Regions from separate parts of the Mus musculus genome. Here all the other regions are linked to region 1. Evidence: chromatin loops called from intact Hi-C (ENCODE). Cell type or tissue: left cerebral cortex. All regions are shown on one strand. Links, peaks and the distances in the headings refer to the core of each region. The heading gives the core; the rest is flanking DNA. Region 1 holds the start of Abcd2 (ATP-binding cassette, sub-family D (ALD), member 2). Region 2 holds the start of Kif21a (kinesin family member 21A). Region 3 overlaps CN725425.

Region 1 (10,032 bases), core at 3,349-7,348:
GTTTGGAACGATACTTTGTCTCACTTCCAGTGGAATCATCAGATGTTCTCCCCGGCCCCTCACCCCCCAAGCTGGTAATATCAGTGTTTGTAGGATTTATTTTTAGACACCTCATTACCTCTTGGTAATTGAGCTAGTTAGTTTCATGGTGTACATGTTTACTTCTTACTAACCTCTGTGGGGTTAATTTGTCGCCATTAATAGCTACTTTTTTTTTCTATTCTGTGTGGATTACACCAGGGGTTTCTAATAAGACCAGACACTGCCAACGACATTGTAGTATAATCTTGTGGGCATTGTATCTAATGTAGATTAGATATGGGACCTTTTGATGAATGTTATTAGTTTAAGAAATAGTTTTTTAATTTATATTTTGCCAAATTTCCTAGCAAATCTTAAGGGTGTGCATTTTTCAGTAGTTTCTTCTCCTTCTTGTTTTTTCCTTTTTTTTTTTTTTCTGTAAAAATTCCTTTGGAAAAGTAGTTCTTTCTTTTCAAAAGGATTTTGTCATGAATACTATTACTAAGAGTATCTTTTACAATAGAAATTTCAAATGATTTCTTGGTAAATGTGAACACATAAATCCAGATAAAATTCAATTTCCACAGTTCCTATTTGGCAGTTTACTTGTGGAGTATATTCGTTATGTGGGTAGTGCCCTCCACGAAGAAGCACTGACAGGTCACAGTTCCCCTAAATGAATATATTTAACTTAATAATGACTCAAATAGACATTTTAAAAATAAAAATGAACTAAACCACTGAAGTAACTTTAAAAACATTACATTTTCATGTGTTTTTATTATTACCTTAAGCAATAGGCATTAAGATTTAACTGGAAACAACTATAAAAGACTCGAAATTCTCCTACATTATTCTAAGTGTTGTCTTCAGTTTTCTAACAACAGCTACCACAAGTCAGGCACAACAGCTCTGTCCTTCAGAAGCATCTCTGTGCTATGTCTCAAAACTCCCTCTGAGGTAGCCTTTCCTGTTTTACTTTTCCAGAAGAGGGACCCAAGGCTTGTTTGACGTGACTAAGAGGGCCTCAGTAGGAATCACTGGGGCCAAGTGTGAAATCAAACTCTGTTTCTCTCAAAAGTCTGCTTTTGGCTCACTCCTAAATTTTTGATCAAGTAGTTTCTAAAGACGGGGTGATATTTGATTTTTGGAGAACAGAAAATCCTTCTTCATCAGTTACAGCCATTCTTTCTTATCTGTGGGGAAATGGGGAGACTGGTTGAGGGACCCTAAAGAGTCTGAGATCTACCTATGCCAAGTTGCTTAGAGAAATCACTGGAGTGATTACAGGGTTTATATTATCCCGTGTTCTTTAAATATCTCCAGGTTATCTGCAATACTTCATGTGTTGCAAAGGCTATGGGAACAGTTGCTACAGTGAGCTCTGTAGAGAATAAAAGGTATGTGTTGATCACGGACAGATTTTTCTCTGTTTTTGCTTTAGACTCCGTTTTCTGCTCTGTGCTTGGCTGAATTCTCGAATATGAACCACCTATGAAAGCTGAACTCTAACTGTAACCCCTTCATTCCTGCCAGTAAAGACTCAAGCCTTCACACAGAGAGAGCACCATGACATTGTCTCTCTTGCCCTTACCTTTCTTAGTTATACCCAAAGGGGGGGGTGGATGTTGGTAAAAACTGTAGAGACAGGGATAGGATCGAATTAGGTAACTGCATCTTGATGAGTCCCGTCCCCTAAACATCACCAAACCATGTAATGGGGAGATGTCTATATTACTACAAATAGAGGAGAACCCATCCGCATGATTACATGCACTCTGAAATAGCATTTCTGCTTATCTAAAATAGCCAATCAGCTTTCAAATCACAAATCAGGACAAATTCCGTTTATATTAAGCATATAAGGAAACTTATATGCTTAATTCTCTGGGATGTTAAGAACAAACCATGAGGTATGCCTATGTCATATTCTTTCTGAAAATACTGATCTGATTTGTGATTAAATGTAAACTGAAAAGTCATTGAGCAGTATAATTGAAATTGCTCCAGGTAGACTTCTAGAGATACTATGTCACAGACCTTCGTGGTAAGGTCCCTTGAGCTACCTGTTGCTTCTTTCATACTGGTGGTCTGAGTATTGAACGTTAAAACCTGTCACTGTTTCTGAGTACAAGTAACAACAGAGACTGGCTGTCTACACAGTAACACATGGGACATGCAATGACATCTTCAAGAGAAACAATGTTAAGCATCTATTTAAGATTAAACATGGATGTTATTACCACCATCTGCAAAGCCCGTTGCAGTGATAATGGGTATAGCCACCATAATTAGTCCACAGCTGCTCCACACATACTTCATCAAGAATTGTTCTATCATGATGTACCATAAACGTTTGGATAAAATCAGGTTCATCTGGTAAGCTAAAGCCTTGTAACATTTCTGCAGCTGCTTCATTTCTACCTAAAAAGGGGGAAAAAAAGGATAAGAATAAATCCAGCATGAGCTATGGAAATAAACAGTGGCATCGCGTAAGATTCTCTTCCATGTTGTAGATATATTATTTTGCTGTTTTTAGTATAGCCATTGTTGATACATTTCTACAACTAATACATGTAACTAGACACCAGAATTAGTCATAATTTAGTATTACTTATGAAAACATGTTATCTGGTACATGTAATATTGTTTGAAATACACATGAGTGAGACAGGAGCCTAGCTCAGTGTCAGAACGCTACCCATTGCTAGCATAATAAGGCATTGGGTATACTTCTCAACAGTTAGAGAGAAAGAAAGAGAGGGAGGGAGAAAGAGGGAGAGAAAGGGAGGGAGGGAAAAACTTATACTTTTAAAATTTTAAAATTTAAGATGTTAAAATTAAATAATATTTTATGACGATACAAGTAAGCCTTGTTAAACCCATATCACTCTTGAGAACACCAAAAATAACCAAAACCAAACACAACGTGTATAATTATACTGTTTTGAACTGGCTTAGTTTCCCAGATTTTGTCTTTTGAATGAAGAATCTACTAATTTACACTGAGCTCAATGTTTCAAACAAACAAACAAAAAAAATAAATAAATAAATCAGGACACGGCACACATAGCAAATACCAAGTAGGAATAGAGGTCCTAAATTAGTTTAGATTTTTTTTCCTTCGGATTGCTTCTGTGATTGAGAAAGAAACAATGATAATTCTTGATGCTTTAAAGGGAACGCCATTCTGCTTGGAAATTAAAATATATTTAAAAATACTCCTCTCTATCTTGCCAAACCATTGGTATTGTATTTCAGATGTCCTCACCCCCAATTTATACCATACTCAACATTGTGAAGCCACTATAAGACACTACGATTTTACATAACTGGGCTAATTATTCGACTGTTGAAGATCGGTACCATTTAAAAATAGCACCGCGGTGCTCCTTCCTACTCCTGTCCTCGCTAATCTTAGTTTTTACTCCTCTCCTAGGCAAAATTTAATTATCTCTGTCAAAATTATGTCCTCAGCCAAAGTTAAAAGTAAAGGCCATTTCGTGAGACACTCCTCTACATTTCCTCATCTGCACACCACTCTCATTGATCAGTCTTGCAAAAGTGTCTGAACTGTTTTTTTCTTTGAAAGCAGTTCTCGCCCCCTCCCCATCCCCCAACACAAAAGAACGACAAAGGATACTCCAACATCTCCCTCTCAATCCAAAGAAGTTTACTCTCAGTTCCTAAAAGTGCATGGACTTCACAATGTGCAGAACCCTTCACCAAGTTAGTACTTAAGTTTTAAGAAAAAGCCTTTGAGCTCATTCATTACAGTCACACTAGAGTAACAGAGGCTATGAAGACCGCTTACTTAAAAAAGAATAGACATTTTATTCTCATGAAACTTCAGAGAAGTTTGGACTCTTTCATTCTCTCCTGGCTGGCGATTTAAAGGGCTCATGTATTTTAGCATGATTTAGCTACGGGGACGGCGGGTGGGGGTGGAGCGGGGGGCACGGGGACTGTAAAATGCTCAGAAAGTGGGTCTGTCAACAAGACAACAGATGGTATCTGGCAGTGCAGTGGCTGCCTGAACAGTCTCACATTTCACCCGTTGCTTTAATGCCTGTCTTACCTTATGTCCTCTGTAGAAGGCAATTTCTTCTACATTGGCTATGATTCGGGAGTGGACATACCGCAGGTAGCCTTTCCTGTGGGCTTCTTCAGCCACCAGCGAACCAAATTTGGGCGAGCAAGCTTTCAGTACTTTAGCAGTGGCATACACGACAAGTCCTGCTAACAGGGTGGGCCCTATAGGGCTTGCTCCTCTGGATGTAGCTGTCCGGATGAGAGTATAGGAGGTTAGAATGACATCTAAAATAGGTTTGGTAAGGTTGGAATACAGGTGAGCCACAGATTGCGAGAACATCATAATGTCTTCGGTAAGAGACTGGTCAGGGTTTGCCAGCCTCCCATCCATATTTATCACCTTATAATAAGTCTGATTTGCGAAATAGGTCTCATAGGCATGGTCTACTAAGCGAGTTCTAAAGGCCAATGCCAGTTTGCATTCCAGGTACCTGATAGCACTGTTGACAAAGGTAGCAGGGATAGCAATCATAAGCCACTTGATTAATTTGATGATGAAAGTCCGAGGCTTCTTTTCCACGATGCTTTTCACGATTTTCCCATCCAGACCAGCCACATAAATAGAGAGAAATGTTCTTGAGATTAGAGCCACCGAGTGGAGGCAGAGCCACCCCGTTTCAGTGGTCACAAGTTTTGGAAAGAGGATTTTCCGAAGTTCTAGTAGCTGTTTGAAAAAAGCTGCATTTAGTCCCGGCGCAGGTTTTTTACAGATGATCTCCGTGCAATGCAGTATTTCTCTGTTCTCTGCAGGCGAGTAAGCTTCTGCTTTTGCCTTCCTGTGGCCAGGCTGCTTTAAACGCTTGCCAATGATGGGATAGAGGGTTTTCAGAGCATATGCCGCAGCCACCAGGCAGGCAGCCCTTTTAGCAGCACCGGATCTGGTCCATTTCACCCGATAGGCTGCTGCATTTAGCATGTGTATCATTTTTCCAGCTACACAAATGGGTTTCTTTGAAAAGAATTCGTTTTAAAAGCTCATGCTCCGCGGAAAGCCCAGCAAAGGTTTCAGAAGACCCCACAGCCTCCCATGCTCTGCAGCTTGTCTCCTTTACTCTTATTTTGTTCTTCAGTGACGGATGCAGCAAAGCACAAACTCCACCGCATCCTCCGGGGGCGAGTCCCTCAGCAGCCAGAGCTGGCCAGGCTCCACCCACAGGCGTCTCATTGGCTGCGTGGGCGGTGAGACCCTGGACTCCTGGCCTCTTCCCTTTGAACCTTAAAAACGAAGAGAGAGCCAAAACAAATCCTATACTTAAACAGGAGTTCAGAGAGTTAAATATCTATTTCTGGAGAGGTCGAATGAGGTCAGCTGCTGGAGAACAAACCTTCCCTTAGAGCTACTGAGCATGCTCAGCGGCACTTAGAAACCCTCAGAAGTTTCAGAATATACATCCCGTCTCTAAGATTTCTACAAAGGGGAAGGCAGAGGGAAGGAAGGATTGCAGCAGCTTTAATGAGCCCAGAGAGAAAGAAACAGCGAGAGGAGGGAGGAGCCTCAAGAGGATTAACGGAACCGGCCCAGGGAAAGGAGTCAGACAAGAGAGTGATAACAGCGAGAGGCATAAGACAAAATAGCAAACATGTATCCTTGAGAATGTTTTGTTCAGAAGATGTTGTCCCCCCCCCCCCTCACTCCCGCCCTTCGCCCTTGTTTCGACTCTCCCCAGATATTCACAGAAACTATTAGATTGGCTGCTATTGTAAATAAGCTGGAGGCGAGCTTGGGTATTACAGAAAACAGTCACTCAGAGCTACACCCAGAGTTCTTCCCCAAGATCCCTTGGTACTAACTTGTCCTGATAATAAAGTTCTTTCTGCTCCACGATTATGTTTAGCAATGTTATCTGACACATTAATATTTGCTTACGAAGTGACTTAAAAATCTCCCTTGTGTTTTGTTTGTTTGTTTGTTTGTTTTTGTTTGGAGGTAATTTAAGAATTTTATCAGCTGGGAAATCGAACTGGGATCCTATGATGGAAAACAATTTTTAGGAAGCATTTCTTCAAGACTTTTTTTTTTTTTCTTCATGTTTTTCTTTAGGCTCAGAGATAATCTGCTGGCTTCTTCCTATGAACATTTTTGCTGTTTGACAACAATCAAGAAAGTTTAAAAATTATTCACATTCCCAGTGGAAGGCATAAGGATCAATAGTCAAGCAAAACTTTGTATAATTTTTAATAAATTGAAGGTCTTTTTTTGAAGGCAAGGCAAAGGTGATTTTGCATGATAGAGCCTTTCTCTGCTCCTCTCTTCTGTCTTTCCAACGACTGGCTTATCCTGAAGGTGTGCATTTAAGCCAGAGCCCAGCACAGTTAGGTAGAACGGCTTATTTTAACCTGCTAGTGTTATTTGACCCTTAAGCTAAGCATCATTTTATACTTGGGCCTTATTATGCACAGACTCTCCCTTTTGATCCTCCATAGTAGTTCCAGGGCAGGAGTGCACTTTGACACCCCCACATCTGTCCTGATTTAAAGAAGTGAAAGATAGCTACATGGTGATTGTCACATCACAACGGGTCACTTGTGTGTTCGTTACTAGTCCTCTCTGTGCTTCAGCTTTGCCTTCTATCTGTAAAATGGAAACGATGCTATTCTGGGAAGTGGGTGTAGACATTAAATAAAATAGTCAGTTGTTTAAAAAAAAACATTGTATATAGAAGTCTGCAAACCTCCCTGCTAGAATATGTGCCCCAATGTCTTGTGATCGTTATTGTTCATTAGACATGAGTCAAAGAATTGCCTTTACCAAGAATGATTTTTAAAAAACAGTATTCTTTTGAGCTCTTTGGCATACATATATTAAATCTAAGAATTGTTTGTTATCCAGAGGTCTTTTATTTGCATCCAACTTAACAGATGTACCAACATACAAATGACACATATCTTTGGTATTTGGTCATATTAGCACACTCAAGCAATGCTGATAAGACTCCCTGGGCTGCCAATTAATACATCTACAGCAGCGCATCTCTTGCATCTAGGGTCCAGGAAACATCAGGGTAGAGTGGTGGGAAGACTGGAAGAGCCAGAGGACCAGAAAATCTGCTGTGAAAGTATGTCTCCTAGAAATAGCAGGGGAGCTTCACCTAGGATCCTTTTAACTGCATAGCTGCTTAAACAGGACCAGGACCAACACAACACCAGAAGACATGGAAATATGGAAGTGGAACTCTTTTTTTTAATTGGATATTTTATTTATCTACATTTCAAATGTTATCCCCTTTCCCAATTTCCCCCCAGAATCTCCCTATCCCATCCCTTCTCTAACTGTTTCTATGAGGGTGTGTCTCCACCCACCCACTCCCGCCTCAAATTCCCCTACACTGGGAACTCCAGCTAACACAGGACCAAGGGCCTCTTCTCCCATTGATGCCCACCAAGGCAGTCCTCTGCTACATATGTGGCTGGAGCCATGGGTCCCTCATGTGTACTCCTTGATTGGTGGTTTAGTCCCTGGTTGATTTTGTTGTTCTTCCTATGGAGTTGCAAACCCCTTCATCTCCTTCAGTCCTTTCTCTAACTCCTCCATTGGGGACCCAGTGGTCAGTTTAATGGTTGGCTGTGAGCATCCACCTTTGTATATGTCAGGCTCTGGCAGAGCCTCTCAGGAAACAGTTATATCAGGATCCTGTCAGCAAGCACTTGTTGGTATCCACAATAGTGTCTGCGTTTGGTGACTGTATATGGGATGGGTCCCCAGGTGGGGCAATCTCTGGATGGCCTTTTGTTCAGTCTCTGTTTCACACTTTGTCTCCATATTTGCTCCTGTGAGTTTTTTGTTACCTCTTCTAAGCAGGACCAAAGCACCCATACTTTGGTCTTCCTTTTTCTTGAGCTTCATGTGGTTTTTGAATTGTATCTTGGGCTAATAATCACTTATCAGTGAGTGCATACCATGTGTGTTCTTTTGTGATTGGGTTACCTCACTCAGGATGATATTTTCTAGTCCCATCCTTTTGCCTAAGAATTTCATAAATTCATTGTTTTTAATAGCTGATTAGTACTCCATTGTGTAATTGTACCACATTTTCTGTATCTATTCCTCTTTTGAAGGACATCTGGGTTCTTTCCAGCTTCTGGCTATTATAACATAGTGGAGCATGTGTCCGGAAGTGGAACTCTTAAGCAGATCCTTGGCCTAGACAAAAAACTGCAGGCAACTAAGGAGAGCTAAGAAAGGGAGAAATAGACTTCCACAGAGATGAATGAGCCCCTAACTGGTCATCCCATACTAAGTGCTCAACCGTGAAATCATATAAATACAAGCAACATTAAATGGGCACAATAGGTTTTATTTATATAATTATGAAAGTACATGTATGTGTGTGTGTGTGTGTAACAATAACAATTAAAGAAAAAGAGGCCATGAATTTAAGAAGCAGTTGCAGGATATAGGAGGAGTTGGAGGGAGGAAACATTTGCTGGGGATGTAATTATATTTTAACTTTAAAAATTAAAAATAATAAAGGACTTTCTGGGCTGTAATATGGTTTTGTGTTTAAAGTGCTTGCCCACGGTGCTTGAAGCATTGAGGTTTTCATTTCTCAACACCGGGCAAGGGATTGATTTTTCTAAGCCCAAATGTGGAGACTGTGGAGTCATAATAATTATTGACAAAATATTTTATTCCTTGGATCATGCTATTGGTGCATGAAAATAAGACTCTTTTACACACATACAACTAAATCATTTCTGTCACATCTTCTGGTAGCTAAACATAGAAGGGTTAAGTGCATCTGGAAAGGACAGAGGACAGGATATACCTCACTAAGGTTAATGGCAGGATATTCATGCAGGCTGAATGACTGACTAGGTTAGACAGCAGCTGGCTGCTGGAGGAAATACCATTCATCACTGAAAAACAAGAAGCAGCCATATCAGAGAAAGGCTGGTGAGCAGGAAATCTAGGTCAAAAGGACATTAAAGATGTAAGCTCATGTAGATTCATGTATTTGAAAGCTTGGTCACCAGGGAGTGGCACTGTTAAAAGATGTGGCCTTGTTGGAGGAAATGTGTCACCAGGGATGAGCTTTGAGGTTTCAAATGCTCAAGCCAGGTCTCCCTGCATCCTGCAGATCCAGATGTAGAACTCCCAGCTACCTCTTGAGCACAATGTCTACCTGTTTGCTACCATGCTCCCTGTCATGATGATAATGGACTAAACCACTGAACTGTAAGCTAGCACCAATTAAATGTTTTCTTTTATAAGTGTTTCCATGGTCATGATGTCTTTTCATAGAAATAGAAACCCTAAAACAGTAGGCCAGATAATGAATGTATTGGAGCATAATGTTGCAGAAACAACTTTTGAATTCCAGAGGTAAGAGACTTGTGAAAAGAATTAAATAAGAAAGTAATCAAGACAAAAAAAAATTGACATGGGATTTGTGGTACAAGGAAGGCTGAAGGTCAGATATTAGAGTTATGGAAAGGGTCAGCGTGTGATTTGATTTGAGAGTCAGTCAGTTTAGCACAGACCCAACTATAATAATCTAAACCCCACCTTTATCCTCCACACTGCATGTACCAACTGGGGGAGGGTGGGTCCTAAGATTTGAAACTAGGCTTCTGATAGGGATAGAAGGATTCAGTTTGAGAGGAAAGAAGGCAGAAAATGTGCCACAACACATCCAGGTCAACAATGGGTCGCATTTAAGAACTGAAAATTTCCCTCTTGCCTATTGACTTTGTAAGCATAAGTGTCATAGAATGTAGCATCACTCATGCATTTGAATTATTCATGTCATAAAGAGACTTACTGTGCTCCTGGACATAATATAACAAAATACCATATGCTAGGTTATAATAATAATGCTACTGGTCCATATAGATACTATACTATACTTTTAATTGTTGTTGTACAGGATACACCTGATTATCAAATGGCTTTTTAAAGGAACACTCCAGTTCTATACT
Region 2 (10,032 bases), core at 3,342-7,341, 140 kb before region 1:
CCGGCCCAGTTATAAACCTATCTCTGGCTCATCATCAGTGATTTGGAGTAGTGCTTAAGGCAAATGTCTATAGCACTCTCATAAGTATGTCTTGATCTGGGGACAAGCGAAAAGTTCAAATTAACCACCGATCCATCCTTTTCTCAGAAGCATGCCCATCTGGGTGAGCAGCACCCCAACCTTTGACCCCACGTGTAAAGTCATTGCCAATGAGCATGCATCGGCAACAATAACGGGAGACAGCCCAGCTTTCTTTTAACATCTATATCAGTAGCATTAAACAATGCTTATTGATTAAATTTATAACATCCATCACATTAAATTACTGAAAGAAGAAAGGTAATGTGTATTTAAAATGCGGTTCCTTAATGTAAGTTTCGGGAAAATTATTACACACTGTAAAGTGAAGGTGTCAGGCTACCAAGGATACGGGCCAATTACCTGAGATGGGAAAACACACAGAAGAGGCAGAAAGAAATACAGCAGAATTCTAACTGTCATTGTACTAGACAGTGAACTACGGCTGGCTGTCTTCTTCATCTGTCCCTCAATACTTTTGTTAATGTGACATTACTTCAATCATGGGGAAAATTGAATAAAATAATTTCCTTATAAATTAAAAACTGACCAAGAGATAACCAGACTTGAAGAGCTACGGATGCATTTCCTATTTCTAAGTACCAACCTTCTTTGAAAATATCCACAAATAAGGCTTCTAATGGCTCTGTGTACCTCATTATCGCCATCAACTCCAGATACCAGAGAAAATGAACACAGAAAAAGAGGTTTTGGTCAGACAGCTCAGAGGCTAAAGGTCCTTGCTCAGTAAATCTAATTATTGTGCCATGCAGTGGTGGCGCACGCCTTTAATCCCAGCACTTGGGAGGCAGAGACAGGTGGATTTCTGAGTTCGAGGCCAGCCTGGTCTACAGAGTGAGTTCCAGGACTGTCAGGACAAACCCTGTCTCGAAAAAACAAAAAACAAAAAAAAATTAATTATTGCACAATCCTGAATCTGACTTTAGTTTCCGGATCCCATATGAAGTTGGAAGGACACAACTCACCCTACAGTGCTAGTCCCTGGCCTCTGCCCAAGGGTCCAAACACATCATTTTAAACATACACAATAACAAATTTACTGTAACAGTGATATCTCTGCTCTGCTAGTTCACACATTCTTGAATCCATTGTACAATGTAAAGACTTGTTGCCAACTTGGATGAAAAAAAGCATGATGAAAACATTAGCTGTAGTTTCAAAACTCGTATGTAAGCAAATCAGAAAGAATACTCACAATTTAGGATCTAATTTTGCCCCTTCCCTGTTATGTTATATGAAACAAATAAACAACAGTTCAACTCAAAAATTGTTAGTATGATAGTAACCCTCCCCCCACCCCATAACACACACACAGACACACAAGCACACACACACACACACACACACACACACACACACACACACCATGTCAACTGAAAGGCTGTTTGGGAAAAGAAAGAATTAAAATGGTGTATTCTACTAAACTGTAAAAACAGAACTTTGGTACTGCAGAGCAAGATGGAACGTGGTTTATATGTGTAAAGCTGGGTGGGGCTTAGGTGTTTACACGATGTTGTACCATTTGGTGAGAGAAAAGCAATAAAACACTCAAAAACAGGCTGCCCAGGCGGGCATTGTGGTGCTTGCCTTTGATCCCAGCATTTGGGAGGCAGAAGCAGGCAAATTTCTGAGTTTGAGGCCAGCCTGGTCTACAGAGTGAGTTCCAGGACAGCTAGGGCTATACAGAGAAACCCTGTCCCGGGGGGGGGGGGGGAGGGGAGTGGGCAGCAATGGGTCACACACCTTAGAAGGACTAGCCAATCGTTGGAGTCTGTAATATACAGGAAAGACACACTCTACCAAACTCATCTGTAACATTACTTTGACAGTCTAGCAAAACCACTTTCCATGTTCATGGGAAGTAAAATCACTTTTCCATACATGTTCATCTTTTTAGTCCTTTCCCCAACCCACTGAAGAGAGTGTGAAGCACGTACCCAGTCAAGACCACCTTTGTCACAAGCAAGAGCCCAGACTTCAACAGATGCCTGACTATCTATCCAGTTCTCACTCTTCTGTTCCACAGGTCTACATAGCACTTATTATTAATATTTACTATCGCAATAGTTTATGTAATACCAGCACATGATTGACCTTCAATAATTATGTGATGAATAAATGATTCATACATTTTAGGTGACCAGCCTCCCTTAGGACCACTCTTCATGTCCCTTGAAACAAGGTTGAGAGATCCTGAGATGATGTGGCGCTTAGGAGCTGGCTGTGTAGTGAGGCAACCTGCAAAGGGCGCCCTCCACATCGGACTTCCATCTCTGTGTCTCCTTCCCAATCTCCACAAACAATCCCCACCCACTCCTACCCCATTCTCCTGCCATCTTCTCCTGCCATCTTCTCCTGCCATCTTCTCCTGCCATCTTCTCCTGCCATCTTCTCCTGCCATCTTCTCCTGCCATCTTCTCCTGCCATCTTCTCCTGCCATCTTCTCCTGCCATCTTCTCCTGCCATCTTCTCCTGCCATCTTCTCCTGCCATCTTCCCTAAAGTAAGATTATTACTGGGAGATGTGATAATTCTTTAGTATATTGGAGGGAAAAAAACAAAACAAAACTCTTAAGAACCAAGATGGGGCTTAGGCTGTAACCACCTGCCCCAGGCCTAGAATTCATAAGGGAGGGAAGGGTAATGGGTATGCTTTAAATTATTTCATAACTAGACTGTTAGCTATTGCATTTATAAGACTGTTGTGAAAGCATCAATATATGTAAATACTACAAATAACTTGTATAACTCGGGTGTGGCAGCGCACGCCTTTAATCCCAACACTCAGGCAGATCTCTGTGAGTTCAAGGCCAGCCTGGTCTACAAAGTCCACGAAAGCCCGGGTTCTGTTACCAAGAGAAACCCCATCCTTAAATAAATCAAAAACAACAAAACAAAAACAAATCAATACAAAAGTTGGTATGATTTTTTTTTGTTTTACAACACAGTTCTGATATTCTTCATATTTTAATATTGCCGGAATCTCAAAACCTTAGAGCTGGATTTCTGCCACAAGGGTCCTTCCTTACCTTCGCAGGGCTTTATTAGAATTACCAGTTGAGTCCTAGAGTCGAGGGATTCATAACGCAAAACTAATGGACAGCAATAGTGGAGACACTCATCTCAGCACCAACTCAAGTTTCAGTATGTGTCCTTAAAGGGTTAAAACTCTTGGTACTTTTAATCAAGTTATATATGATACTCGATTTCTAGGTGACTCAAGAAAAACATGAAGCCTAGATCCACACTGCAGATCAGACTGTTGTGCCCTCAGACAGAGGTTTCTACATGTCTGGGCCTCTGCTGTCAACTCAATAAGTGGCCCTGAGCAGCTAGCCTCCCGAAGGGGCCTTTCTGCTTTAAAATCCACTTTGTCTATAATTCTAGGACACCAAAATTACGTTTAACACACAATTTCAATGACTTATAAGAAACAAATGACATGTGAATTTTAATGTACTTCTTAAACGTGCAGCAATATTTCAGAATAAGCATGGGCTAGTCTCTGACTTGACTACCACTTGCTTGAAATGAAGCTGCAACCAAAGGAAAACTACTCTGAGAAGATAAAATAGTTAATCCACAGGGAAAAACAAATGAAATACAGTTAGTTCATAAGTGCCCATCCAGTTCAGAGGGAAATACTAAAATACCAGCAAGTTTGCTGCTTATGATTAAAACTCCTCTAGTCATATCAAGTATATTTTGCCTTTTACAAATATGCATCTTGCTTTCTAATCTGGATAATGCCAGATCATGAATGATTTTGACAAATAATAATAATAATAATAATAATAATAATAATGATGATGATGATGATGATGATTTCTGAGTCAGAATCTCACAGGCATGTAGTATGTCTTAGGGAAGAAAATCCAGAATAATAAATATTGCATTGTTTTGGAAGAAAAATCAATGAGAAAGAGCAGATTATGGTATTAGCCTCCAGGGTAATTTCTGTTTTCATGGCTTCACTAAACTGAAAGTCCTGGTACACATTCGCTACCCCATAATTACTCATCAGAATAGTAAGCAATTAGCAAATCAGACAGCAGGAGGGCAAGCAGCAACGATAGTGAAATATGAAACCTGAAACCCAGTGCCATCCTAACTAATAAACTCGTTCCACCACACCTTTCACACTTATGTGCTGGTTACTTTTTGTCAACTTTACACAAACTCGAAGAACCTCAAGTGAGGCGTTGCCTCCATCAGACTGGCCTGTGGGCGTGTCTGCAGGCATGTTCTTGACCAATGATAGATGTGGGCGGGCCCAGCACAGTTGGCACTACCTCTAGATGGCTGGCCCTGGTTTATATATGAAAACACTGTTCCTCCACAGTTCACGCTTGAGTTGCTGCCCTGACTTCCCTCAATGATAGACTGTGATCAGGATGTGTAAGGTCAAATAAACTCTTTCCTCCCCGAGTTATTTCTGGTCCTTGTGTTTATTACAGCAACAGAGAGCAAAGTAGGGCAGTTAGTAACCCCTATCTGAAGATAAAGAATTAACCCATGTTGTATAAATAAAAGGATTTCGCTGACTTTCAACTTCTACCTCTTTGGTCTCTTCTCTCTTTCCTTTCTATTACTTCCTAAACTAACGATCCCAGCCCTCAGGACAAAGGAGGCTGATATAAGTGGCGCTCCCAGTTCCAAGCTAACCAGTGCAACCCAATGAGACCCTGCCTCAAATAAATAAAAAACATAGCAAGCTTCAGTAAGGCAAGAACACAGCAAACTGAACCACAAATTTGAGCAGGGCCTGGTGGCGCACTCCTTTAGGCCCAACACTCAGGAGGCAGAGGCAGTTGGATCTCTGCGTTCAAGGCCAGCATGGCCTACAAAGTGAGTTCCAGGACAGCCAGGGCTACACAGAGAAACCCTGTCTCGAAAAACCAAAATAATAATAATAATAATAATAATAATAATAATAATAATTTAAACTTAAATTTTAGTTATGGAGCTTAACCATATTTCAGGTGTTTGGCTGCCACATTGAACTTTCTGAATCAATATCCCTTCTCAATGAAAGACAACCTACAGACAACTCAAACACCAAAATATCCCCCGAAACAGAGTAAAAACCATTCTCCCTCAGCTAGAAACTTTCTGCTCAGCATCTTTCCCGGGCGCTTATTTTACAAACCCTCTAAGCCCACTAGAACACACGCACCTGGAGAACGCACTTGCTTTTATGAAAGAACAGCCCAATTCTCCACTGCTCATCGTCTCGTTGTCGTAAAGGAGAAAGAGGGCCAAATCCTCTGTTAATTCTCTGTCTAGACCCAACATTTGTATGCATTTACTTCTCCACAACTGGAAAGCAGACTGGATTGGAGGACCCGGGGAGTGTTCAGTTCACTCCCTCTCGTGGTGAACTCGCTCTCCTCTAAGATGTCCAGATAGAAATAGTCTGCCAAGGCTATTCACTTGTAATTGACCTAGTCTAGGATCGGGAAGATGCTGACGACCTTTTACACTGAGTAAAACGAGGTAAGGCATAGCCCTGTCTCTCACCTGCACAGGCACGGGGGTAAGAACCAGGGCTGCACATGTAAGCTTTCTGGGTTGTAACTCTCTTTCCGTCTATGCTATCAGTTTAATTTTGGAAGGTTGACTTAATAATCTTCCTGTCCCCGTCAGTAAGAAAGACATAAAAAAAAAAAAAAAAAAAAAAAAAAAAAAAAAAAAAACAGCTTTAAAGTCACAGATTATGAGGAATAAGCTTTTTACCTGATCTAAAACATGTGACGGTTTTACGACTCTTTACACACTTCCGTTGTAAAACATTTGAAATTTTTTATTCCCCTTTTCTGTTATTCCTGGACTATATCTTCCATTACTAGATGAGACTGTTCTTCCTATTCATCCTACTAGCTTTCGTTTGGCCTTAAAATATGAATCATGTGTGCATCAGGACCAGGGACGTGGAAGGCAAAGACAGGAAGGCCATTAAGGGCCAGACCTAATAAAACCGTCACCTCCATTCTATGGTAATTCCATTATCTGCAGAATAAAGGAATCAAAATACCTTCCCATTTCTTTTTATTCTTTTTTTGTTTTGTTTTGTTTTGTTTTGTTTTGTTTTTCGAGACAGGGTTTCTCTGTGTAGCCCTGGCTGTCCTGGAACTCACTCTGTAGACCAGACTGGTCTTGAACTCAGAAATCCGCCTGCCACTGCCTCCCAAGTGCTGGGATTAGGGCATGTGCCACCACTGCCCAGCTTTAAGACAATTAAAGACCCAGGACATGCAAAACTGCCACTTCTGGGCTTAATCAAGATTTGTCACTAAAATAACCATAGGAACGCTTACATTATGTAACTTTCAATTTTTCGACTAAGGCGCTGACAGATGTTTACGAATTCTGGCTTTCTCTGAAGACAGGCTCTCTTTATAATCTTTATATTGTAACTGAGTTAACAGTATACTATCAGAGCAATGGAAGCCATGCACTTGGTCTAAGAGGAATGCTTCATTAATTTTTCAGTGTGATGATGCTGCAGTTTTCCAAGAGCAACTGTCGGAGTTCTTGCGATGCATCAAAACAGCCAAACTACACCGAATGTCCATGTCACCGTCACTAACCACAACAAGGTGACACAGCCAGCATTTCAAAACTCAACCCCAGGCGTATGTGATGTCACTGTCAACATCCAAGGTGCTTAACTAACCTCAGGTTGTTTCTCCCAGTCGCCCATCTAACCCTCCGGCTGGCTGACGTTGCCTGCCTTCTCCAGACCTCCCGCGGGTGCCTATGTCCCGCAACACACTCCCTACCAGCACACCTGCGAGGCCAGGTGTCGCGACGCACGCCATCGCGGGGACCCGAGTGGGCGCGGGCGGCGCGCTTGTCACCGCGACGCTTTGTCTGCGGCTCCGAACCCAGCCGGCGCGGCAGGGGCTGGGCTGGAGAGGAGGGAGTGGGGGGTGGGGACAGACACCTCGGGCCCACCTGCAGGGCGGCAGCGGCGACTCCCGGGGACACCGGGCGACGCTCACCCGGAGGCCAAACGCGAGGCGTCCGTGCGTGCAGCGAGCGGCGCCCGATCCTCCGGGGTGTGGGGGTGCGGGGCAGCCACTGCTGTTCCCCCGAGAAGCAGCGATGCGACGCACCGGCCCCGGAGCGGGCAGCAGGAGAGTCCGCCCGCCCGCTCGTCCGCTTGCTGGCTTCAGCTTTCCTTCCTGTCCACCCGCAGCTCACCTGACAGCCACGCGCACCGAGCTCTCGTCCGCAGCGCCCAACATGCCTGCGGCCGCCCGGGGCTCAGCTCCGTGCCGAGCGCTCCGGGCAGGCGGCGGCGGTGGTGACGGCGGCGGCGGCGGTGACGGTGACGGTGGCGAGGGCTCAGCGCCGTGCTCCAGCCATGTTGGGCGACTGAATGGAAAGGTGGCGGCGCGGAGGCGCGGGAGGGGGCGGTGACTCAGGGCGGCGCCGCCCCTTGCCCCCACTCGCCAGGCTCCGCGCTGCCCTGCGTCAGCCGTGGCCGGTCCGGTGCGCCCCGCCCCGGCGGCACGGCCAGGCGGGCGCGGCACCGCGCGGAGGCGAGCCGACCCCCCCTCCCCCTCCCATCCACCGGAGGCGCGTCCCCGCAGCCACCTGCCCCCTCTGTGGCACGGACCTTGACCCCTTTCCCAAACCTGGCCCTGTCCTCTGCCCGATCTCTTGGGACGTGGAACGATTTTCCACCCCTCTGCCTCTTCAGTGCATTACTGTTCGGTCCTATGCACATGCAAAGTGCTCCGGGCCCTGGTACTGCCAAGCATTTCCACAACTGCTTTCCATGGAGGCGTGCAGCGTGGTAAATCCTTGCAAACGGATTTTCTTTCCCTGCTGGCCTTTCAAAAGCTCCTCCGGGATCCCGAGATTCTGTCAACAGTGTCCCATTGTGTGTTCTGCACGTCATCATTGTCCTTCCACATGCCTTTAGATAGCTCTGTGGAAACAGCCTTTGTTAGCTTTGCCACAGAGTATCTTTTGTGGACTGTTCCGTACATTTCAGTAAATAAACATGTGGGTTCATACAAAACAGTATAATAGATTAAATGTCGCTATCTAAATAAAAGCACTGGCCCAAGCAGATAAAAACTAAAATCACACACCTGATCGCCCTGCTCAGAGAGTGTCCTAGAACACAGTGTATATTGGGTTCAGAAAGAAGTTTGAACCTTGTATACCCATGGGTAGATGGCCTATGGTATTTATTCTTAGAGGCAGTCCTATGTACTTTGTTTCTTACCTTTAAATCGTTACAGACAACATAGGTGGAAGGTAAAAAAAAACTTTATAATGTCCCTTTGTGTGACAAACTGGTAACAAAGCTGTCCTCCGGCCTCTCCCTGGAGAGCCTTCCCTAGCCTCGATATTTCTCCACCAACATAATGGAGCCACATTTTGTCCTAACTTGACAGGTCCAGGCGTGGATGGATCTGGTCTGACCACCTCGTTTCTGCGATAAAGGACAAGAACAAGAGATCAACCTACAGCAACAAAGCAACATATATTACCTTCTCAAAGTCTTCACTTTAGATAGCAACAGTACCTATGTGTCTCAAAAAAGAGCTGTCACAAATCATGTGCTTCAAGAACTGGGCAGGTAGCTTAAGGAAGTGGAGGAAGCAAAGTCGAGAATATATAAAATAAAACCGAGAAGGCGGGCCCCTTCCTAAGGAAGTAGCTGTCCCCATTCTGCCTGGACTAGATCTACTGGCACCCAGATCCTGTGTGGCCACATTTTTGGTTTGGTTGTATGTTTGTTGTTCCTCAAGTGAAAAAGAAAAATCAAATCCTTATGTGAAAAACGCCTTAGTTTTAAAGATTAACAACTAATTCTGCATAATATTTACACACCATGCAAAAACAACCTCAAACTGTGTCTGACCATCTCTAGTCTCAAGCCACCAGATTGAAACGTCTGGCCAAATAGCATCAATAATAGCTAGGGCTTTGGGTTCATATTCAGGCAAAGGCCATGCATAACTTCAAATTCTAAATGCTGAATGTTCTAAAATCAATGCTTAATTTTGAATAATATTTTTTGAGATTTCTTTATAAGTAATATTTCCCTGTAACTCCTCTAATTAATAACCTTACATTAAAAAAGAAAATCCCAAAGTCGGAGCTTTTACCATGCAAGGGTTTAGATCCTGTTGAGAACATTTATTTACTGAATGCTTAGGAAATGGCTGCAGGGTGCAAACAGTGCTAGACACCAGTGATACAGAGAATAAACCAATGCCACGAATACAAAGGATTAGCTATTTAGTTCTGGGATTTGAAAGTCTGCAAGTACATTAGAAATTCCAATAGGCCTATAACAATTGCTACAGAGAAGGGTAAATTCTACGGTTACAAAAGCCCAGGGTGGGCTCCCAGAGTCCCCTCTTACCTCCATGCTAACAGCCATTCCTCTCATTCCGTGACCTGAAACTTTCCAATGGTGACCTACCACAAAGAGCCTAAATTCTTCTAGACTTAGGCCCTTCACACTCCGGACTCATCTTTAGTGACTCTGCTCCTTAACTACTGCTTTTTGGGGATGGGGTCTTCTGGTTCTGAAATACCATATATTTGTTTGCTTTCTGGGGGTCTTTAGAGTAGCTATTCCCTTTACCTGGAATGCTGTTTCCCAAGTCTTTTCATGGCCTCGGTTTTTTTGAACATCTCAATATCAGCTTAAGTGCCGTTTCCCCAAAGAGGCTTTCCTGACCACGCACAGCTAAGTAGCACCACTCAGCGAGGGCCAATTTACAGATTTGCACTACTAATGTAAAACCGTAATCTATAAATGACAAGTGTGTTAGGGATGTGAATAAAGTGCTATTGAATGGATAAAAATGTGAGGTCTTCCCCTTCTAAGATCTTTTTAGTTACCATGTTTCATTTGTAAAGAAACATAGTTCTTTCTCCACACAGTAAAATTTTTGGAGTA
Region 3 (10,032 bases), core at 2,155-6,154, 61 kb after region 1:
CATAAGCTCCAGCTGTGGGGCATTTTCTTAATAAGTGATTAATGGGGGATGTCCCCAACCATTGTGGGTGCGGGCATCACTGTCCTGGTGGTCCTGGGGTCTATGTGAAAGCAGGCTGAAATAAGCCCTTTCCTCCTCAAGGTGCATTAGTCATGGTGTATCATCCCAGAAATAGAAACCCTAAGACAATGTGCGTGTATTGAGTGTTAAGAACACTATGTAAGCACTGGACAGAAAATGGTACCAGGGAGTTTTTTTTTTTCTTCATCTCTTGAAGCTTGCATTCTGTCTACACTTTGTTCTGCAAGGTACACATGTAAAATGATATATAACCTGCATGTAAACCTCTCCCGTGGCTATGCAGACAGCAAGAGTAATGCATGTAGATAAATGGCCGCCACTCAGCTTATCCCAAGGGCATGGGGAGCCCAGGGAAATGGCCTTTTAATTTTCCTGGGTAGTTAGCAGGGAGACCTATAGAGCAGGCAGTTTCTGAGCACAGCTTCCAGTTATGAGCTTGCTGGATGCCTTGGCTATCTAGGGGAAGTAGTAACAGAAAGTGAGGTGTAACTGAGGGCTTTTGTTTGTTTGTTTTACAAAGTTCTAGAACCTTGTTCAATTTTAATTATTGTCATAGACACAACTTATAAATTACAAGGGGGTGCTGGAATAGCAAAAAGTTAATTCTGGCCAAAAATAAAGAGCCAGCTCACAAATGAATTTGTATGATATTTAGCACTTTAATTTCCTGTCAGTAAACAGAGACCCACTAAAAGTCCTAGCAGGGAAGAATGGTGACATTAGAATTGCAGTTGACCTTGTCAACAGAGACAGATGTGATTAGCAGACACATTCCAGGCTGAGTGTCCTAGTCAGCTTTAATGGTCAACCTGAGGAAGCCTAGCATCCCCTGAGAGAAAAGCCACCATTGCAGAACTACCTGGACCAAACTGTCCTGTGCAGATGTCTCTGAGACATTGATTATTATTGTCTTGATTATTAATTGATGGAGGAGGGCCACACATACCCCAGCATATGTGTAAAATCAGAGGACAACTGTGTGGATTGGTTTTGTCTTTCCACTTTTCCGTGTTCCTAGCAATTGAACTTGGGTCATATGGTTTGTGCAAATGTTTTTATCTGCTGGGCCTCTTTTTTTTTTTTCCTTTTCTCCGATATTGTGTTTTTAAAGCTGGGCAGTGGTGTTCAGGATGGAAAGGTGACTTAGACTGAGAATTTGGGTGGCCTTTACGGATTGTGGTTAGTAAAGGGACAGGAGGAAACTGAGAAAAGTGTACCCTTGCTGGTCTAGAAACGTGAATGAGAAGTATCATGGCACAATTCACCAAACCTGAAAACAGGAGGTGGCAGACGAGACCCATGACAGCTCAGTCTGCCCTCACTCTCTGTGCGCAGAGGGTTGCTGCTGGGAAGTGGCTTCCTAGCCATGCTTACCCTGTGGCTAGAAGGCTGACAAGTTAGCAAAGGCCGCTGCATACATCGCTCTAGTCTAAGGCTTGTGAGGAGTGGAAGTTGCTTTTCTGTATTCTGTCTTTGCTGATGACTGGATGGCAGTGATGTCCCTAAGCAATCCTGGAGCCACAAGATGGAAAAGGGCTGGGTCTCTGAGGTGTGTGTGGGAGAAATGCTTATTTACCAGGAGGTTTTAGGAAGAGAACGAAGCAACCGTGCTATTATATAAGTTATGATCTCCAGGCTGTGTTGTTCTGTTTGTTTGCTAGTGCCTCCTTGTTCTCTGACTTGGGGAGGAGCAGATTTCTGAATGATAAGGCTGACACGAGGAGCTTGGGATCCATGGCCTATGGTTTTAGGCATTTGCATTCACAGGCTGTAGGCCAGCTGAAGCCGCGAGTCGTTAATACATTGGTCTTTGTTGAATACATCATGTATACAGTTCTCAGGAGAAAAGGTTTAGAATACAAGTTAGTAGACAGCTTCCAGAAAAGCCCTAGCATTTCAGCAAGGCAGAAGAGGAGATTGAGTGACACAGCAGGAAGCTGTGAGGAGTGCTAATAGAACATGGTTAGAGGACACAAGGGGGGCCTCTCCACTGCGGGCATGTGGTCATTAGTGCTGTTGCTGAGCTGATTTTAAGGAACCCACATTTCCCCAGTATAAATAATAAAGACGTACCCTCTAAACTGAGCTGTAAACAGAAGAGATGTCTTAAAATACAAAAGCTCCAGTAATGTCGATAACATACATATACATGTATACTCACATGTATTATGCATAGTTTTAGGTAAATAGACAGACTATGGTTTCTAGAGGCTTTCAACACAAACAACCCCCATGTTATTTATCCCTTGTCCCTTTGTCCCCTCCTATACTGAGCTTCTTTCCTCCCCCTCATTTCTCTGTTTCTTCTGCCACACTGGGGCACCTGACTAAGGTAGAAAGTAAATGAAGTCACACTCCTACATAAAATGGAAGGAATCAGAGGTGCTTTGAAATTACCATACACATTGTGAAGAGCTTCAAAGTAAAAAAGAAAAAGCCCTATGCATTTCTAGATCATAGATACAAAGATTAAAAATAAAAGCTATTGGTTATGTGTGTGCATAATATTGACAAATATAGATCATACGCAATACTGTCCTTGCCTTTGGGAGGGCAGAGCCCATGGAAGGAGAAGAAGGAAGCAGCACTTGCAATCTTAGTAAGCATGAAGCGCTGCTCTCAGGCTGAGGGAGCCCCTCTCTCCTGCAGAGCAAGCAGAGCCCCCTCTCCTTTGGGTGGCCGCCATGGGCTCCTACATTTGGTATTTGCTCCCCAGTTGATGGACCTCTTTGGGCAGGATTAGGAAGTGTGGCCTCGTTGGAGGGAGTATAACTGGAAGTGGACCTTGAGGTTTCAGAAGGACTCACATCCTTTTAAGTGTCTAATTCTTCCCCCATCTTTTGAATCCAGATGTAAGCTTTAGCTGGTCAGGTTGCCCTGCCTGTGCTCAGCTGTCCTGAGCTCTAACCCTCGGAAGCCAGACACCTCCACAGTAAACACTCTCTTCTCTAAGTTCCCATGGTCCTATGGTTTATTGCAGTAACAGAAAAGCAATTCAGACAGATATTGGGTCCAGGGAGCAAGCAGAGCTCCCTCTCCTTTGGGAGAAATGTAAACTGGCTTTACGTCCAAGAGGAAAGAGAGACAGCTTGACAATATCTCCTTAACTGTGTCCCACCAAAAGGCACAGCAAGTGCTCCTTTCTGTCCATACAAACTGTCACGTAGCCTTTCAGAGATAAAAGGCACCACACCCTCCCAGCAGAGACATCTGTAGCCATAGTCTCTTATCAGGCTTTATTTATAAGAACCCGGAGTAGAACAACAAAATAAACCCAGTTGTTTAACCTCACTAACTTCCTAGAAATTAAGAAACACCCTGGTTTTAAAAAACGATAAAGGAAACAAAAATCATTAATTACATAGAAAAGTAGTAAATTTACACCAATTGTGTGTTCTGAAGGTGATTTACAATCCTAAGCTCTGACTGTATCTTTAAAAGGAGAAGTAGTAACTGATAGCCAACCTAAAAGACAAAACAAACAAACGAACAAACAAAACAAATCCAGAAAAAGTATAGCAGACTAAATTCTCAAGTACTTTAGTCTCTTGCATTTATTTTCAGCTACGCGCTCCATGATGGAGCGCAGCCTCTCCTTTTGTTAGTGCTGTAGTTCTTAGCAAAGCTTTCCTCTGTTCTCGATGTTTCTAAGCCGAGTGGAATTTCAATTCAGTTGGAGAGGGTTTTCTTTGTGAAGTTGTCTTTATTGAAAGAAAGTAATACAAAGCAGAAGTGGTATAAACAGGCTGACAGTGTAGATATAAATGAATACTGTTATCCCTACTTTGGGTTTTTAAATTTTTGATTCTTTTCTCTAGATCCCAATGGAAAGAAGAGGAATGTGTCCTTTAAAAGGGCAGCCTATGTCTACTGAGAAAATCTGTGAGTATAACTATGTGTTAAGTTTATTATTTTAGAAAAGAAAAAGATAGAAACTGAATTTTAAATGTTTTAAAGGGTTTACCAGTATGTATTTCATAGATATTCTAAAATACAATTCATTAAATTTGTTTTTTCTTTTATAAAATAGTCAACAATGAACGCATATAGTGTAAATTTACAATTTCACAGCTGTAGTTTGAATGTGGCCTGTTGCATTTCCTACTATGGTCCGTAGAGGTCACTATTACCTGTTTTGTTTTTTTTTTTTTTTTTTTTAGTCTGTTTTCCCTTTTCAGCAGATATTCTATTTTGAGATCCGTCCACTCTGTTATTCGTGGCTTTCACGGATTAGTTTTTTTCCTGCCATCCAGCACCGTGTGCATTTACACGCTCTATTAGACTTGTGCATCTTCTGGCGCTGGACTCTGGTGCTGTCACTATTGTGTCCTTGGCTATTCTGACCATTCTTGATAGTTCTGGAACACACATAAAAGTTCTTCTTAGGTATATTTCCTGAATTATCTTAGCTTGTGCTTATCTTGAAATGTTATTTCTCCATCAAGCTCAAAAGATAATCTTCGTAGGTGTAGCAATTCTGATCGACAGTTATTTACTTTCCAAGTTGACGTGAGATGTGATGTTGTTAGTCTGACATTTCTGCCATTGGTATTTTCCTCTTACAGCTTTGAATGTTGCGCTTCTTGTGTGTTTTTGGCATTCTAACTGTGCTACACCCTGGAGAGGTTCTTCTCTGCTCAGGTCCTTTGGGGGCTTTACACCCCCTACCTTTTGGGGTGTAAAGGTAGGGGGTTTCTTTTTCTGGGTTTAGTACTTGTGCTATAATTTTTTGAACAAACTGTTGATGCTGTTTGATTCTCTCTAGTTCATTTTTACCTTGGATTCTTGGGGTTGTCCTTGCAATCATGCTCCAGAGTTCTCGAACATCTTGTCAGGCTCATTGTGCTTTCTCTTTGCATGTACCGTAGGGCATTTGTCTTGATTTGTCTCCGTCCTTGGCATTTTCTCCGTGTGGTCTCAGCTGTTGATGAGTCCACCGAGCTGTTTGTTGTGTTGGCTCTTTTCTTTCCTAATTTTCTGTTAGCTTCCTTCTCTTTCTCCTCCTCCTCCTCTTGTTCCTCCTCCTCCTCCTTCTCTTCCTCTTCCTCTTTTCTTCCTCTTTTTCATCCTCCTCCTCTTCCTTTTCTTCCTTCTCTTCTTTTGTATTTCTAGTTCCTGGCTGAATTTTTCCTCTGTATTTCAAATTTTGCCTGAAGTTACTGATTGGTTTGTCTACTTGTCTTTCCTAATCTGCTGAGTTTGTCTGAACTTCATTTATCTTGTGTGAGTTCTGGTGAGTTGTCTTCACTTGACTCTTTAGGGGGAAGTTGGCTGAGTAACAGATATAGTGATTTGATGACATTCCAGTGTCAGCTTGTACTAGAAATGTGTGCACTTCCCCTTGTCCCCGAAATTCAGACAGACACCATAGAATAGTATGTGTGGAAATTTTACTTTGCAATTTTTTTATAGGCAAGAGGTTTGTTTTTTGTTTGTTTGTTTTGTTTTTGAGGAAATAGTGGGAGAAGGAAAAACAAGCGAGTAAAGTAAGAATGAGAAAGGCTAGTATAAGGGTAAACTATGTTGCAAAGTGGAAAACACAGCCAGAGCAGCCTTTCCTGGAAAATAGGGAGAGACAAGTTAAAGCACAACTAAGAACAATTAAAGCACAAAATGTCAATAGTGGAAGATGAAGTTTAAGAAGTGCCATGACCTGCTCAACTTTACGGATTGCCCTGACCGGCCAATGAGAGTGAAGAACTGACAGCACACATACGGAAACTCTGGAGTTGCATGCAATGAGTGTGCTGATGGAGTGCACAGCAGCGATAACCTGGACAACCAGCGTGGTTCTTAGATACATCTGAGTCAGGGAGGAAGACGTTTGTGTGCAGCTGAACAAGGATGCAGGTGGATCCAGCCTCAGTATGAGGTCTCTGTGGGAAGTGGTCTCAGGCTCTAAATCCCTGGAGGGAGGAAGAAGCTGCAGTCACTATGTTGCTTATACGTGGTCAGTACTGCACACAGACCAGGGGCAGCTTTGTCATTTGCATTGGAGGCCCTGGAGTCCTTGACATGGCTGTGTTCACGCCAGCTGTGGGAGCAGTTCACTTGCTCGGGACTCACCCATTCCCTACACATTCATTCAGGGATTTTTTTTCTCTTTTGACATCCCAGAAAAAAAAGTAGGTAGAAACTGTTATGAACCCAGTCAATATTTCTTCCCAGTTGATTTTATCTGCCTTCTCTTGTCTTTTCCATCAGTCCCTATGGGTGGGAGAGAAGGCTGCTTGCCCTAGTAATTCAAATAAGTCAAGTATGTCCTTTGAGGATTTCTGTGACTGAGACAGAGAGAGTTCCCCAGGCTGTATTTCCTGCCTGCAAGTATGACCTTGCCTCTGGTATTTTAAGCATCTTTACAAAGAAGTAACTCTTTGTGACTCAGGCTCTGAGCAGGTGTGGAAGGCCTGCCAGCCTCTTTCCCTGTGCCACAGCCATTGGAATAGTGCACCAACTTCCTTATTCTTCCTCCTACGGTTGTGTGTACTTTGGCTGGGTAGGAACTCTGCTGAGTAGTACCTCTGCCCAGTGTGCATTCCTAGCTTTAGGCTGTGGTGCCACAGTTGGACTCCTGTCTCTGTTGCCTGTCTGTTTGATCTCGCATGCTGTATGGTGCACCCCCTCTTACCTTCCCATAACCTGAGTCATCTCTCATTTCTGCAGTGCAGGTGAGAGCACGGGTATAGCCAAATCTTGTTTGGATTGAGTCCATGACCATCATGGTGGAGAGGGTAGCAGTAGGCAGGCAAGTACAGCAGTGGCGCAGGAGCTGAGAACTTACATCCGGATCCACAAGCGTGTGGCGGCAGAGTGAAAGAGAGCAAACTGACTGGGAATAAGTTGGCTTCTGAATCCTCAAGACCTACCCCAATGGCACACCTCTTCCTACAAAGTCACACTCCTTGTCTTAGGTGCTATCCTATTGCTGTGAAGAGACACCATGACCAAGGCAACTCTTAGGAAAGAAAGCATGTGACTTGGGGCTTGCTTACAGTTTCAGAGGTTGAGCCAGTGGTGATCATGGCAGGAAGCATGGCGGCGGCAGGCATGGTGTTAGAGCAGTAGCTGAGAGCTCGCCATCTGATCCACAAGCAGCAGACAGACAGAGAGACTGGGCCTCTGAGGTCTCAAAGTAACACACTTTCTGCAACAAGGTCCCACCCCTCATCCCTCCTAAACAGACTCTGCCAGGAACTAAACATCTACTTATGTGAGTTCACCTAACGAGGCCATTCTTATTCAAACCACACACTTCCTCTCTGCAGCACAAGATCATGAACACTTTGAGAGCATGTCCGCTTAGCCTTAGAGACCACCTTAGCGACCTGTGTCGTTGTTGCTCAGGAACTGCTGAAGTGAGCTGTCCCTTTTGTCCTCACACCGTTTCATCCTGTGTTCTTGGTGAGGCCTCGGGAGCCACCATGCTTCTTCTTTGTGGTGTCTGGGATGATAGCGCCTATGCACGTGCTGAGCCTTATGAAGGCAGAGGAGGCGTCGATTATACTGTTATCAGTCATATCAAGTCCTCACTTTTCTTCAGAGATAACTGCCCTGTGGAAGTATAACTTTTTAAAATTAATTTTTAATTTATTTTGTTCTCGTGTATGCAGGTATTAGAGCACAACTAGGTTCTGTCCCTCACAGCTAGCGGAGCTCAGTTTCTGTTACAGAGAGCATCAGTCCTGACACAGGACATGAGTAGCTAGTGCTCATGGTTAATTGCAGTGAGTGAGGGTGACTGCTTCCTTATGCGTTCCTGCTTGGTTTTCATTTCTGCTTGCTTTTCTTGTTGAAAATACATAAACCAAGGCACAAGGTAATGGAAGCTGCCATTGTTCTGCAGTGTTTATGTGTGGTACAAAGCCACGACATACATCCAGTCCCATTCCAAACTTTATTTGGAATTGAAAAGTAATTGACTAAGCAGATACTGACATGCTAGGCGGCATCGCACAGTCCTGACTGCACTGAGATGTCTGCTCGCTAGACAAGCAGGCACCCCATGCCGCAGGCTTCATGAGCTTGGTGCCTCCTGGGTCACACTTTAAGATATTCGCTCTTAAAAATGGTTCATATATTGAAAAGTCAATCCTATTTTCTCTACTCTTATTTTATGTCATTTTGAAATTTAATTTACTTGTGGACACAAATCTTTTAAAGAGAAAACACCTATTTGTCCTGCTAGAAAAACAAGTGTTAAACTTCAAACCTTTAAGTAAGCCTGGCACATTTAACAGCGCCGGTTGCTCAGTCAGTGACACTCGATGCCTTTCACTTTGCTGACGCATGCGTAGCACGAATGAACCTTTCTTTCAGACCTGGAGTCTTCGCAGAGCAGCCAGTCTGCCAGCTACTCTCCTCGGCCGACCGAGAGCACGTTCAGCTCCAGTACTGACTTGGTAAGTCACTGATTTTTGGCTTATTAATGTATGCTATATTAATTTAACATCATTTTTGTCTCTTTTTACTTTAAGAAGAGTTCAGCCAACCATAGAAAAAAAATTACACAAACAAAAGTTATTTTCAAAGTTAAAAATCTTAGGAAAATTTAAAATGTAATGTTAGAAAAATGTAAACAATAAAGTAAAATTAACTATTTGACCAAGTATTAGTGATTTACATCTATAAAGTGAATAAATTTTTATAAAAGTTTCTTATCAAGATATATAAATATACACACACTTGTATATATATGTACTTATTGTATCACATAAATGTATACAGATAAACATAATATATCATTTATTTATTTTTTTAAGAATTCACAATAATTTGAAATGTAGAATAACCAAATAAACACTAAAAACATAATTTTGAGGCTTATAAAATGTGGTAAACTACTCAGTGTTGTCAAAGACTGAAATCTCAGTAGGGTGGCATATGATATTCTGAGTGGAAATTGTCACACTTCTCATGAACCACGGTTGAATGAAAATCTCCTCCCTTCACTCCGTTTCCTCATTGCTCCTGCCTCTGGCCTCTGGTGTGCCAAGCAGGGTTTGCTAAGGACACCAGCGACATCTGCATTGCCAGACTGGGCTAGAGTCTGTTCTCTCGCTTTGATTAGCAGCATTACAAAAGCAACTTAGAAGACAGTGGTTGCTTGGCTTAAATGTCCTGATCCTAGCTGATCTCTGAAGGAAGTGAGGGCAGGCAATCGGTCCGAAGCAGAGACAGGAACCATGGAGGAGTGCTGCTTACAGGTTTGCTCTGCGTCGCCTCCTCAGCCTGCTTTCTTATACAGTCCAGGACCTCTGTCCAGGGGTGGCCCCACCCACAGTGTGCTGCTCCTCCCACCCTGCCAGCCACACCTTTCATTAATCAAGAAAAAAACTATATAAAATTGCCTACAAGTAATCTGATGGAGACAGTCCCTTAATTAATATTTTCTCTTCCCAGATGACTGTAGTTTGTATCGTTACCTAACTAACCAACATGCAAACTTTCCAGCCTCCAGTTTATAAGGACCCATCCATGACAGTGTGATGACTAGGGTCTTGTATATACTCTTCTGTTGTCCCGTGTTCTAAAGCTGCACTGATGTTACACATTGCTGAAATGGCAGTTGTGAAGCACCACGACTTCAGCTCTGATCTTTATTTACGTGTTCTCTTGGTCATTTCTTTCATAGTTAAGAGAATCTCTACCCTTTCATATTTCAAACTGATTTCTCTTTTAAGCTGTTTGGTATTTCCCCATATCTATGGACTCTTTTTCAGTATACCCAAGTGTTTATTTCAGAAGCCTAGATTCACTTCACCTGATTGATTGCAAATTCCCCTACTTCTCAGTCTCTCCCACTAGAGCTTCTCCTACTCTGTTCCCACCACTTTGTTCATGAATGGTTAGGCTTGTTTTTCAAAAGATCCTAGTACTTTGTTTTTGCCCCAACTTCCTCTCTGAGGAGCAAAGATCAAGACTTGTTTAGAACACCAATTCAATCATGTTCCT

Evidence for each region. Peaks named below come from ENCODE experiments on the same cell type or tissue, not always from the same donor. Only the 100,000 strongest peaks of a DNase experiment are listed, where the experiment ranks them.
Region 2: a loop joins it to region 1, with 6 times the contacts of the local background. A loop is called at or near these places in 4 of 42 quality-filtered maps.
Region 3: it touches region 1 in a loop (3.0-fold over the local background); 2 of 42 quality-filtered maps call a loop at or near these places.

What each region holds. Positions count from the first base shown.
Region 1 is chr15:91,186,571-91,196,602 of GRCm38, forward strand. It overlaps Abcd2 (ATP-binding cassette, sub-family D (ALD), member 2), which reads right to left and starts at 5,437. Exons shown (of 10, transcript NM_011994.3): 1 at 4,100-5,437; 2 at 2,265-2,445. The coding sequence starts at 5,038. In left cerebral cortex, for the core only: a CTCF peak has its summit at 5,845; DNase peaks (open chromatin) are centred at 3,604, 4,306, 5,025 and 5,265; H3K4me3 peaks cover 2,629 bases; H3K27ac peaks cover 2,470 bases.
Region 2 is chr15:91,042,355-91,052,386 of GRCm38, forward strand. It overlaps Kif21a (kinesin family member 21A), which reads right to left and starts at 7,597. Exons shown (of 37, transcript NM_001109040.2): 1 at 7,305-7,597. The coding sequence starts at 7,348. Gm52215 reads left to right here. Exons shown (of 2, transcript XM_030248879.1): 1 at 1-5,594; 2 at 6,591-7,547. The coding sequence starts at 6,858. The coding sequence ends at 7,523. It overlaps Gm36710 (a long non-coding RNA gene), which reads right to left and starts at 8,699. Exons shown (of 2, transcript XR_384343.1): 1 at 8,644-8,699; 2 at 8,369-8,550. In left cerebral cortex, for the core only: CTCF peaks have their summits at 5,475 and 7,161; DNase peaks (open chromatin) are centred at 4,361, 5,492, 6,045, 6,620 and 1 more place; H3K4me3 peaks cover 2,275 bases; H3K27ac peaks cover 1,521 bases.
Region 3 is chr15:91,248,964-91,258,995 of GRCm38, forward strand. CN725425 reads left to right here. Exons shown (of 13, transcript XM_030248865.1): 11 at 3,900-3,963; 12 at 8,398-8,480. Among named protein-coding and RNA genes, the nearest start is that of CN725425, 55 kb to the left of the region's middle. In left cerebral cortex, for the core only: a CTCF peak has its summit at 4,185; no DNase peak of the experiment used is centred there.